2 separate regions of the Homo sapiens genome follow, and region 1 is linked to region 2. Evidence: chromatin contacts called from ENCODE Hi-C data. All regions are on one chromosome and are shown on one strand. The core of a region is the stretch at or near the end of the contact, and the rest is flanking DNA. Distances in the headings are between cores, read along the strand shown. Region 1 holds the start of KIF1A (kinesin family member 1A). Region 2 has its middle 94 kb from the start of OTOS.

Region 1 (5,730 bases), core at 16-2,515, 590 kb after region 2:
GGAAAGTCCCTATTCCCGGGGACGTGGGCGCGCATCGGGTCCGCGCCGGGCGACGTCGCGCTCGCGCCCAGCAGGCCCCATGACTTGGCATTCCCTCCTTCCCCTCCCCCTCCCGCCCCTGCGGCCGGCAGGGCCCCCCCAACCCCACCTACCGGCGCCCAGCGCCCCGCTCCTGCGGACCCTCCCTCCCGGCGGGGATGCTGCCCCGGCCCTTCCCAGCGAGAGGGCAGCGCGGCTGGTTTGGGGGAAGTCAGCGTGAGGAGCGGCTTAAAGCGGGAGTGCGAAGGTCTTCGCGGCCACTGTTCCTTCGTGTCATCCGAGCCCGGGCGCCGGGGGCGCGCCGCCAGCCTAGACCCTGCGGCCCCGCAGCCCCTCCCTCGCCGCCGGGCCACACCTGTTACAGGGGCGCTGGCTGCTGAGACGCAGGCAGTGCTCGCCGGCGGCCCCTCCCAGGTGCTGGGTCTTTCTGGAAGGGAGCTGGGGTCTCTGGCGTGGGAGGGGGTGATGGGCAGGCCGGCCGTGCAACGAAGCGGGTGGCCAGGCCCCAACGCCGCAGCCCCCGCCCCGCCCGCCTGTTTTGCTCCCGGCTCCAGCATCCGCCCTCCCCCACCCCGGGAACCGGAGCAGCTGCCCGCGCCCGGCCGCCCTGCGCGCTCTCCCCTCGGGCCGAGGCGCTGCAGCCGCGCACCCTCCCAGGTGCGGCGTCAGCGTCCTCAGCCCCGCTCACCATCCCTCCCCTCCCCCGCCGTCTGGGCGCAGCCCCTCCCGCAGCCCCGCCGGTGGCTCCTCTCCAGGGAAGCGGAATAGCCGGGGAAGGGCGGGGGTATCCCGATCCCGCCGGCCGGGCGAGCCCTCCCGAGGGCGACCCCCGCCCGCCTAAGCCGAGGGTCCCGCTGCAGCCGAGATCGCGGCAAAGGGACCTTTTCCAGCGGCACCTGAAGGGCGGACACCCCTGAATTTCCCCCATTGTTCTCTGCGGAGATGGAGGAAGGTCTGGAAGTGAAGGGGCCTCGCAGTGCCTGCGCTTTGGGCGGCAACAAGGGCGCCGGGCCGGAGCTCCCCGCCCTGGGCGCAGTGGGTGCAGGTGCGGGCTGCGGGCGCGGGCTGCCGGGCGCAGGTGCGGGGCGAGGGGCGCGGGCGCGGGAGGCCGGGCGGGCGGCGGCCTTACCTCTCCGGCGTCACTGGCGGCGGCCCCGCATGGGCACTGGCATGGGCGCGGGCTCTCGAGCCCGGAGCTGCTGCCGCTCGCCGGCTGCTCTGCGCTGTGACGGCGCCGCCGCGTGACGGGCTGCGCGCCCCCGGCCCGGACCGCCCCGCGCCCCTCCCGAGGCGCTGGTTGGCTGCGCGCGGCGTCCGAGCTCCAGTCGCCAGCTGGTTTGTCGCGCGGGGAGAGGGACGGGCGACGCGGCCGCCGCGGGGATGGGGCTGGGGACGGAGGGGGCCGGGGCCGGGCTGTGACGTCACCGCTGACACCGCGGCGGGCCCCGCGGAGGGTGGGGGACCGACACCCGGCTCGGACGCAGCGTCCCCTCCCCCGGCGTGCCCCTGAGACCTCGCGGGGGAGGGACCCGGCGGCGCCCCGTCCCGAAGCCCCGCGTGCACCTGAACTTGCCCGCGGACCCCTCGCCGGGCCGTCCCCCACCCTGGCCCCTTTCGAGTGAAATCGTAAAACGTCCACCTGCCCCCGCTCTGAGCCAGCGACAGACGCATCGTGGGGGGCGGGCGGGGCTGGGGAGGGAGGGCTCCTTGCGCCAGGGATGCTGGCTCCGGGTGTAACAGGTGCGCGGTGAAATCGCATCTTGTGTCGGGGCCGGGGCGCCGGGGGAAGAGCAGCAGTGACCCAGGCCCTCCCCGCCGGATGATGCAACCCGCCCGCGGACCCGCCGCCTCGCCTCTACCGCGGCTCGTGGGGACCCCCCGCCCTCCTCTCGCCCCACCTCTCCAGGCCCCCATTGTCCTCACCCCAGCCTGTCCAGTTTAACTTCCTTGGACCCCCAAGTCACACGCCGCTCGGGGGCCACCCCGGCAAACCCCAGCCTGCGTCACCCGCCCCCAGCCGCCTTCCTAGTTCCAGGGGCTGACTGGTATCTCTGTGCGCGCCACCGTCCTCCCTCCACCGTCCCAGGGCTGGGCAACTTCGACAAAGCCTCTGGGCAGCTCGCCCATGGGAACCTCCCCGCACTGCGGTGCGGGGGTGCACGGATTTCGGGCCACCCTGAACCCCGGGGCTGGGTCCCCTCCAGCCCAGCCCCTGCCATCGAGCCCCTGCCATGGGCATCCTGGCGTCGCCTGGCTAAGCCTCCCTGGCGCCCAGCAGGGGCCTGCGCTGCCCTAGCGGCCTCGCCGTTAACCATTTCATCCACACTCCTGGGAGAGCCGGCTTCACCTCAGTCCCGACAGCTGCGTGCGAGCGCCTTGCAGGTGGCTGGGGGAGATTCACATCCACTTCTGCAAGACACGGGCCCCCCACTCCCAGCCCCAGCCCCGCCGAAACCAGCTAGACAGCTCCTCCTCCTTCACTATTTCCTGGAACCGCCGGCATGAAAGAGAAATCAATTGTTCTTCCTAACCCTGGCAGAAACAATAAAACCATCTGGGCTTCTGGGGCTGGGGTCTTTATCACCTCCGTTTTCCTCATGCTTTTTAATCTGGCAAGTTCTCTATTTCTCGAGGCAATAGACATTTTTCTAGGAATTAATCTATTTCACGTTAATATTTAAATGACTAGCATATCTTTTTTTCTTTATATTCTGGCTTTTTATGGTTTTGTTTGTTTGTTTTGACAGGGTCTTGCTCTGTCTCCCAGGTTGGAGTACAGTGGTGCCATCTTGGCTCACTGCAGCCTCAGCCTCCCCAGCTCAAGCAATCCTCCCACCTCAGCCTCCCTAGTAGCTGGAACTACAAGTGTGTGCCACCACGCCCAGCTAATTTTAGCATTTTTTGTAGAGACAGGATTTTGCCCTGTTGCACAGGCTGGTCTCAAACTCCTGAGGTCAAGCCATCCACCCACCTCGGCATCCCAAAGTGCTGGGATTACTGGCATGCATTTGGCCTGTATTTTGTTTTTTGCATTTTTCTCTTTTAATATTTTTAAATATTTTCAGAGCTCCAACTTTTAGTTCTGTTAAACGTCTTTCCCGTTATTTCATTTGCTTCTGTCTTTCTGTATTATTTCCTTCCTTTGTGGTTCTTTGGATTTGATCTGTTCCTCTGTCTTGAACCAAATGCTTAGCTCCTTTTTAAGCCTTCTGATTTTCCAATAGATCTACTGTATTAAAAGCTACAAAATTCCTTCTACAGAACTGTCTTGGCTGAGTCTCACAAATTTGGACATAAAATGTTTTCATTATCATTCATATCTAATATTTTCTACTGTTCCTGATGATCTCCTTTTAAACCCAGGGTTATTTAATAATGTTATTTACTTTTCAATAGTGTTTCTTTAATTATAACCTTTTGTTACCAGGTTCTAATTTAATTGCATTGTTGTCAGAGAACAAGTCTGTATTCAGTCAAGATCCTGGCAGGAAGCAGATGGCACACTCAAATTGGGTAATTTGAGAAGGGTTTGATAAAGAGACTATTGATAAAGGTGTGGGCAGGAGGTCGGAGAGCCCCAGGGGCTTGGTGGCACTGCAGCCTTACTGCCTGCAGGGAGCGGGGCGGGCAGAAGCAGAGGCTCAGGTGGAGGGGTGCAGCCAGCCAGAGTTTCCTAGGAAGGGAGCCAGGGCAGCAAACCCTGGACCTCACTCTCCCTCTTCCCCTGATCTGGTAGTGCTTTGGCTGAACCCAAGGGGAAGCTGGAGGTCAGGGGCACCCAAGGAGTATGGTGCATTTCGGGTGGTCTCCTGAAGAATGGGCAAAGGGAACTTAGAAGCACAAACAGAAACTAGCTGCCCAGTCTGCATGGCCCTGTGCCTCTGGAATTCATTGAGGCTTCTTTAGGTCCTAACACATAGTCTATTTCATACATGTTCTACCTGTGTTCAAAATGGTTGTACTCTCTGCTTGATGGGCAGAGAGTTCTCTATATTATGTATTAGTTCAAAATTATTAATTCTTGACTCAGTAAGGTAAGATCCCAGATAGAAAAGCTTTTTAAGGTTATTAATCATTTTGATCAGGATTTGGAGATTTCTGCTAATTTTTGTCAATGTGAACTATGCTTATTATTTTTTAAAATTTCCAGTTAGAATTGTTAAAATATCTGCTTCTCCCAGCAGTTCCGGCACATGTTGCTTGCTGTGTATTGTGGCCATATTTTTAGATATTAGAATGATTGTGATAGACATGCATTATCATTCTGTGGCTCCTTGCGCCCATATGTATGTGTGCCCTTCTTTGTCTGGCGTTTGGAGTTTTTAAATTTTTTGCCTTAAATTTGAATGTCATACATTACATGTCAATCCAGTTTTCTTTGGTTCATATTTGCTTGCTATGTCTTTTGCCAACTTTCTTATTTTAAGCTTTTTGTATCTTTTTAAAGCGTATCTCTTTTAGGCAACCCATTGTGTAAATTTTTAAATGTAATCTGTCTCTGCCTTTTAATTGGAATTTAACCCACTTACATTTACAGCAATTACTGTTATATCAAGACTAAGCTTTGCTGCCTGTTCCCTGACTGCTCCTCATCAAAGACAGAGTCTGAGATACCAGTGCTGGCCCCTCCGTCCCACTCAAGACCCCTCCGACGGGCAGCTTTATCAGGGACACCCATCAGCTTGGCCGAAAGCTTCTGGGAGGGGGACTGCAGTCTGAGACTCTTCCTACCCAAGCCCCTTCCTTCCCTGTCTCTTTTGCAGGCCTCAGACCTGCCTCAGGATCTGAAGCTCTTCTGCCTGCACCTGCTCCCTCCCCTCTATCCTGCATGGGCTTACTCCCAATCACCACTCGCCCCTCCTCTAATGCCACAGAGACATGGACTGACATGGATCCCCGGGGAGCATGTTTTTCTCTCCAGCTGGCCATATTCCTTGGGCGTCGAGTGACTCTGGCCTGTGAGCGCCCAGTGGTGTCGGGACAGCAGCTGCTCTACTGGCAGCCTGCAGTGGGGAGGCACAGAAGCCAGGCCCATACAGGGAAGGCCTGGAGTGCAGGCTCCTTCCTGAAACTGATCACCACTCCTTGCTGCCTCCCTCCCCAGAGCCCACAGAGGAGCCACTTCCCTACCTTGTGCTGCATCATGCTGTAGCATCTGAGAGGAGGCTCTCTGGACAGCTCTCTGTTGTCTCCAGGGCCGTCCCACCCAGGAGGACCTCGCAGCTCCCTAACAGTCCCCGTGATGGCTTCCTGTGGTCCAGGCCATCCCAAGACGGGCAGGAGAGCAGGACTAAACTGTGTCTCTCCTGCCCGTCCCCCTTGCCCTGGCTGCAGCCTCCACCCACTTCACAGACCTCATCTATTTTTCCAGTGGGAAAAGGCCCAGTAACAGAACATGCGGGGCCCAGTGCAAAATGAAATAAAGCCGCCTTGTTCAAAAGCCTGGCAAAGTGCAGTTAAAGGTGCTAAATATACAAACCTCTTCCTCCATTCCCCAGGCTCTCTTGATTAGCCATGGTGTTTTCTTGCTATTTAATGCCATTCTAAGTAAAGAAAATTAAAATTTTAAATTGCTAGCATGAATTTTACTCTTCAGCTTTCTATCGTAGAATGCCAGTTTTAAATGCAGATAGAAGAGCTTTCAACTCATACACCGAATCACTGAAATTACACAGCTCATATTTCCTAGTT
Region 2 (5,589 bases), core at 355-2,854:
ATGAACCCATCCTGCCTCTCACCCTGGCAACTGGCAACGGGACCTCCAAAAGCAGGAGGTAATGGCTTTGGCACCCAGAAACGCACAAGACAGAGAGCTATGGTTTCCCCAGTGTCTGGTCCTTGGAGGCTCCATGTGACCTAATTACACGCTGCCTTCCAAGCCTGATTGAGAGCAGAGGTGGTCAGGATGCTCAAAGCCCCTCCCAGACATTCTGTCCAGCCAGCAGCAGACCCACCAGTCCCCGCTCACCTATGCAGATGAGTGGCACTGTGCCACTTGCTCAGATGGAGCAGTCAGTAAGTAGCCAAGGGCATCTGGGTTGCAGACCTCAGTTTGAAAAAAAAAGGGAAGCAGGCGTTCGTCCAACATCACCCAGTACTGAAGACGCACCTTCCCTGTGCCAGGCATGGCCCTGGAGCTGAGCACGTCACTGACCAAAACAGACCAACAGTACCACCCTGGAGGGACTCATCTGTCTCCCAGGGAGTCGGCTTTGTTGGGGCCAGGAACCAGCCACCTTTGGGACCCTCCAGTGGCCAAGCCTGGAACCCTCTCTCAGGTGCCACCTGCCTGGGGACTGCGCAACAGTGCTGAGTGAAGGTGAAGCTTGGGAAGCCTCTCCCACAGGTGAGGCTATGTTGTTCTGCAAATCTACAAAGACAGATGACCAGGAGGGACCGCGGCAGGCAGCGCCTTCAGGCTGGGCGCAGACCCTTGAGTGTGAGCAGCAAGGAATCGACGGGAACAGACTGGGAGAAGGGCCCTGCACGCCCGCAGCTCTGCCCTGCACCTTCTGTTCAGAGATCACTTCTCATCAGGAGGCTGCGAAGGGAACTGGTGCTCCAGCTAAGGGTGGTCCCACAGGGTGACCTTGTCTGTCCTGAAACGGAAGCTGTTGTACTAGACTGGGTGCCACAGAATTTAACGTATACCCAATGGCCATACCCAGGCCTGCAGGTTTATGTCCCCGTGACTTTCAATATGCCCAGCTTGTCCTAGCTGCTTCACTAGGAAGTCCTGAGCCTCCGACAGGACACTTTCTGGGAGAATCACAGAGGCGTGTCTCTAGCGAGCGGCTTCCACTCTTTCTTCCAGACAGCCCGATTTCCCCACATGCACCTGGGCCTTGAGAACAGTCCCTGGAGGAGCATCCGACACTAGCAGGCCCAGGAGAACCACATCAGTCCCTCTCTTTGGGCAGCAGCCCTCCCCCTGCTGGGCTGGACTTCGCCCTCGTGGCACAGCGGGCAATTCTGAGCCAAAGCCAAAATGCCAGCTCCCAGCCTCCTAGGAAGGACGGGTCTGTGCGGAAGGCTCTGCGGCCGGCTCTGCCCCCAGGGCTCCCAGCAGCGGGCTCCCGAGGCCTGGCTTCTCCCGGAGGAGACCCCAGCTTCTCCAGCGTTCTTACATTTCTGTATTTCAGACCCAAATAGACCTTGTTCCAGGTTCTCAATGTCCTCCCCAGGGTGGGGCTGGTGGAGGCCTCCAGGTCCTGGGGTGTGTGTGGGCTGCTGGAGGGCAGGCCCGAGACCCAAAGGCGCGTCTCCCTCACCCGCCTCGCCGACACCAGGGGGCGCTGGAGCTCAGCAAAGGGCCCGGAGGCCGCTCTGAAACTCAGGCCTTAAAATACAGGCAGGATCAGCCTTTGGAGCCCTCCCTGCCGGCCGGGCCTGCCCGGCGCCCAGTCAGCGTGCTGCCGGGCCTGTGCCCCTGACGGACCTGGCACAAGGGGGCACCCAGGGGTCTGCAGCCGGATGATGCGAGCTCAGGCCTCCCCCACCTGGGGTGAGACGCCCCCATCCCATCAGCGCACCCCTGCAGCAGGGAAGCATAAGCCTGGCTGCGGCCCCGCCCACAGCACCTCTCTGGTCCAGCCCCGCCCACAGCACCTCCACCTCCAGCCCCGCCCACAGCACCTCCCCTCTCCAGCCCCACCCACGGCGCCTCCCTTCTCCGGCCCCGCCCACAGCACCTCCCCCACTTCAACCCCACCCACAGCACCTCCCTCCTCCCCGGCTGCAGCTCTCCCCTCAAGCCCCGCCCACAGCCCCACAGCACCTCCCCACAGCCCTGCCCACAACACCTCCCCCTCCAGCCCCACCCACAGCACCTCCACCTCAGACCCCGCCCACAGCACCTCCCGCCTCCAGCCCTGCCCATAATACCCCCCTCCTCTGACCCCGCCCACAGTGTCTCCCCCCTCTGGCCCACCCACAGTGCCTCCCCCTCCAGCTCCTCCCACAGCACTCCCTCCTCCGACCCTGCCCACAGCATCTACCCCTCCAACCCCGCCCACAGCACCTCCCTCCTCCGGCCCTGCCCACAGTGCCTCGCCCCTCCCGCCCCATCCACAGTGCCTCTTTCCTCTGGCCCCGCCCACAGCACCCTGATCCTCCAGCCCCACCCACAGTCCCCCCCTCCAACTCCGTGGCTGCAGCCCCGCCCTCAGCACCTCCCTCCTCGGGGGGTGCCGCAGGACCTGGGACGCACCTGATGTTTCTGGGGGGGAAGGGGCACCCTTCTGCAGTTTGCATTGGTCACCTTAACAGCGGGGCACTGTGGTCACAGATCAAGTCCTAAAGGAAAGTAAACCTCTGTTCAGTGGCCAGGGAGGAAACAGGTTGTGAGAAATAACGGAACATTCTTCAGACAGGACAACAATTCGGAGTCTTACACCATCCCAGGTTTTTTGACACGAGGGCTGTCCCCGCGTTGCTCTCCCTGGGCCTGTGGCACCCACTTGCTGGCTAAGGTTAGGACCCACCCTGGGGCGCCTGCCCAGCGGTGACTGTGTCCACAGCACTCTGGGTGGCACCTGCCCAGCTACTTCTGGTTGTGCCCTGGTCACACAGGCATGGTTGGGGCAGAGTGTGGCAGGTGCTGCCTGCACCAGAGCTCCCCATGTGCCAGGCTTGGTGCCCACGTGTGCTGGTGATGCTCTCACCTGGTCCTCAGTGCAGTGGAATGCGGGACACACTGTCACAGCCTCAATTTACAGCTGGGGAAGCTGAACCCCAGAGGAGTTTGGTGACCTATCCAAAGTCACACCGTCTGGAAGTGGCTGAGCCATCATCTACCAATGCCTGTGAGCTTGAGCTCACGTCTCCAAGAGGGTGCAAGCCTGGGTAAGCAGGGACTTGCTCAGCCTCCAAGGAAAACCCACACCTGCAGCAAATGGCTCCAGGTTCAGGCTGGCCCCCGACTCTGTGAAACCACAATGACCAGCCCTGGGATGTTAAGCTCTGGATCGGAAGAGGAGAGGTCAAGAGAGCAAAATCCTGCAAGCCATGAGCCGTGGGAAATGAGTGAGGTGCTGGTTATTACGGAATGTGCCCAGCCTGACGTGATCACACACAGACACAGGCCTCTGGGGGTGGTGCTCCCAGCTGACCTCTGCAGGATCTCTGCACCCTGAATGGCAGGTCCACGTATCATTGCTCTTGCATGTCCCTCACTACCCCAGGAAATGGCCACCAAATCCCCCAAATCACCCTGGACACCAACACTGAACACAGAATGCTTTTGGATTCCCTAAGGTACAAAGGAAATCTTGGTAACTTCTTTCCCCAGGTTGCCTTAGCTTTCAGGGTTTCCGTGAGCTGTGAGCTCACCTGTGCGTCCTGGCCAGCTGCAGAGCACTGCAAGACCTAAAAGGAGGGAGAAGAATGGGCTTGTGGGGCATGGCTGGGCTGCGGCTCTATATGCAGCAGTGAGGAGATTTCATCATGGCCTTGGGCTGCAGACCCCGGCTTCCTGGCATTTCTCATGCACCCTCCTGAGCCCCAGGTGCTGGGTTACATGTCAGTGTGGAGACTACACCCCGTGACCCAGGCACATGCCCTCGAAGGCTGGTTCTTGAGGGCCAGCTTTGGGAGGACAGGTGAGGGCTCAGGGGTGACAGAACACCTACCTGGGGTTCAACAGGCCACCCCCAGTCCTGGAGCCCCTGCTGCTGTCACCCCACCGGCCCAGGCCAAGGACTGCACTTCTCCTTGCAGTGGACCCCTATGAGCGTGCTGTGACCCCCTCACAAGGTCACCGTACCTGTCTGGCCCCAGCTGCAACCTGCCTGGGAGCAGGTCTAAAAACAGGCCCTGCTGCTGGGTGACTGGGCAACTGATCCGGGTTGGGGCGAGGGTGTGGCCGCCACCCGAGGCCGCCCTGTGTCTGGGCAGGTCTCAACTCTTCCTCTGATTCTCCCTCTGTCCCCGAGGAGCTCTCGGTCCCCGAGCCCGGTCAATACCTGAGCCAGGCATTCTTAACCTCCTGTGCACCGAGGCCCCATGGCAGGTAGTGAAAGTTAGGGACCCCTCATCAGAATAATGTTTTTAGGTGCATAAAATAAAATGCATAGAATCGCAAAGGAAACGCATTGCATTGAAATTGTTAGCACAGGTGAGAGCTGAGTTTTCCGCAGAGTGAGGTGCAGGCTCTTCTATCAACGCGTCACCTGGGGTGTACTCAGCAGTTTGAGCAGTGCTGGGCACCTCGCTGCCTGGGGATCCTGGCCACAGCTGCAGTGATGGGAAGACACTATGGCTTCTTCTGGAACCGAGTCACCTTCTTCCATGCTCACAATGGAAGGAGTACCATGTCAGCTTAGCTGAGCAATGGGACAGTTTCTCCCCATGCATGCTCAGGGGAGTGGCCACCCGGAACCTTCTCCCTCCAGCTCCCCTCCCTCATCCTTTGGGTGCACTGTGACCCTGAATCAGCTCTGTGGGGTGACTCCCAGCCCAGAACCCTCAGGCCCAGAACCCCCACCACCACGGGTGGTACACAACCAAGCTCCTTGGCCCCCCAAGAAGGTCTATGGGAATTGCCTGTTCCAGGTCTGCCTTCCAGGCTGGCCCTCACTGGCCTGGGACACCCATCGTCCTCCTGTTTGCACCTCTGCTCCTCCTGGGTAGACCGCATCCCTCCTCAGCCAGCATGTCTCTCCTGCCTCCTCCCCCAGTGACCTCCCCACCAGCAGCCATCCCCTCACCCCATCTCCCTAGGGACACCTCTCTCTAGCCATCCATCCCATTCGAGGCCTCATCCCCGCTCCCATCAGGGCCTCCTCCATCCCAGATCCCTGGGGACAGCAGGAGCCAGGACCTAGCGAAGGTTGTGTTGACCCTAGCGTTGGAAGAAGGCCTGCTTGGAGGGGGCTGGGTTAAGAAACAGGAGCTCCAAGTGGGCCTGGCTGTCCTTGGCCTGAAGGACTGCTGACAGGAAGCAGCTGGTTTCCAGTGACAGGCGGGCCGGGGGTGGTGGCACCTGTCATCATTTCTGCCCTGCCTGCTGAGCAGAGCTCAAGTGTCTGTGCCTGGGAGGGGCTGGGCCGGAATGAGCACTGCTCAAACCTGCAGCAGGGGGCCAAGGGGCTGCCCAGCCTCAGCCTGAAACTCCCAGAAAGCACTGAGCACAGAGGGTCCCTCCTGCCCCTCCCCTGCACCCCTGTGCCTCTGACAGTTCCCAGGCTCACTCCATCCAAAGGCCCCAGCCCCTGTGGAAAGACCCCTGGAAGCCCTCATGGACACCTGGTCGCAGAGACTGGTGCCCTCCCAGGCCTACTTGTCAGTCAGTCTCGGGCCCAGCTCC

The links. A loop is a pair of places that touch in the nucleus more often than their neighbours do. Pooled maps may share reads with other maps.
Region 1: a pooled map shows a loop between it and region 2 (2.1-fold over the local background). The contact joins the promoter of KIF1A here to the enhancer-like site in region 2. A Hi-C loop is called at or near these places in 1 of 168 maps with a recorded cell type or tissue (naive thymus-derived CD4-positive, alpha-beta T cell), 3 of 37 single-sample maps with no recorded cell type and 12 of 50 pooled maps.

Annotation. Positions count from the first base shown.
Region 1 is chr2:240,818,954-240,824,683 of GRCh38, forward strand. KIF1A (kinesin family member 1A) reads right to left here and starts at 1,266. Exons shown (of 49, transcript NM_001244008.2): 1 at 1,169-1,266. RefSeq lists an enhancer at 1,678-2,252.
Region 2 is chr2:240,231,492-240,237,080 of GRCh38, forward strand. No RefSeq gene overlaps it. Among named protein-coding and RNA genes, the nearest start is that of OTOS, 94 kb to the left of the region's middle. RefSeq lists silencers at 1,663-1,872, 2,223-2,272 and enhancers at 2,215-2,756, 4,003-4,503, 4,632-5,236. Within about 2 kb of position 1,605, at least 20 of the 41 ENCODE cell types and tissues checked have a DNase peak (open chromatin) inside an H3K27ac peak, as active enhancers do.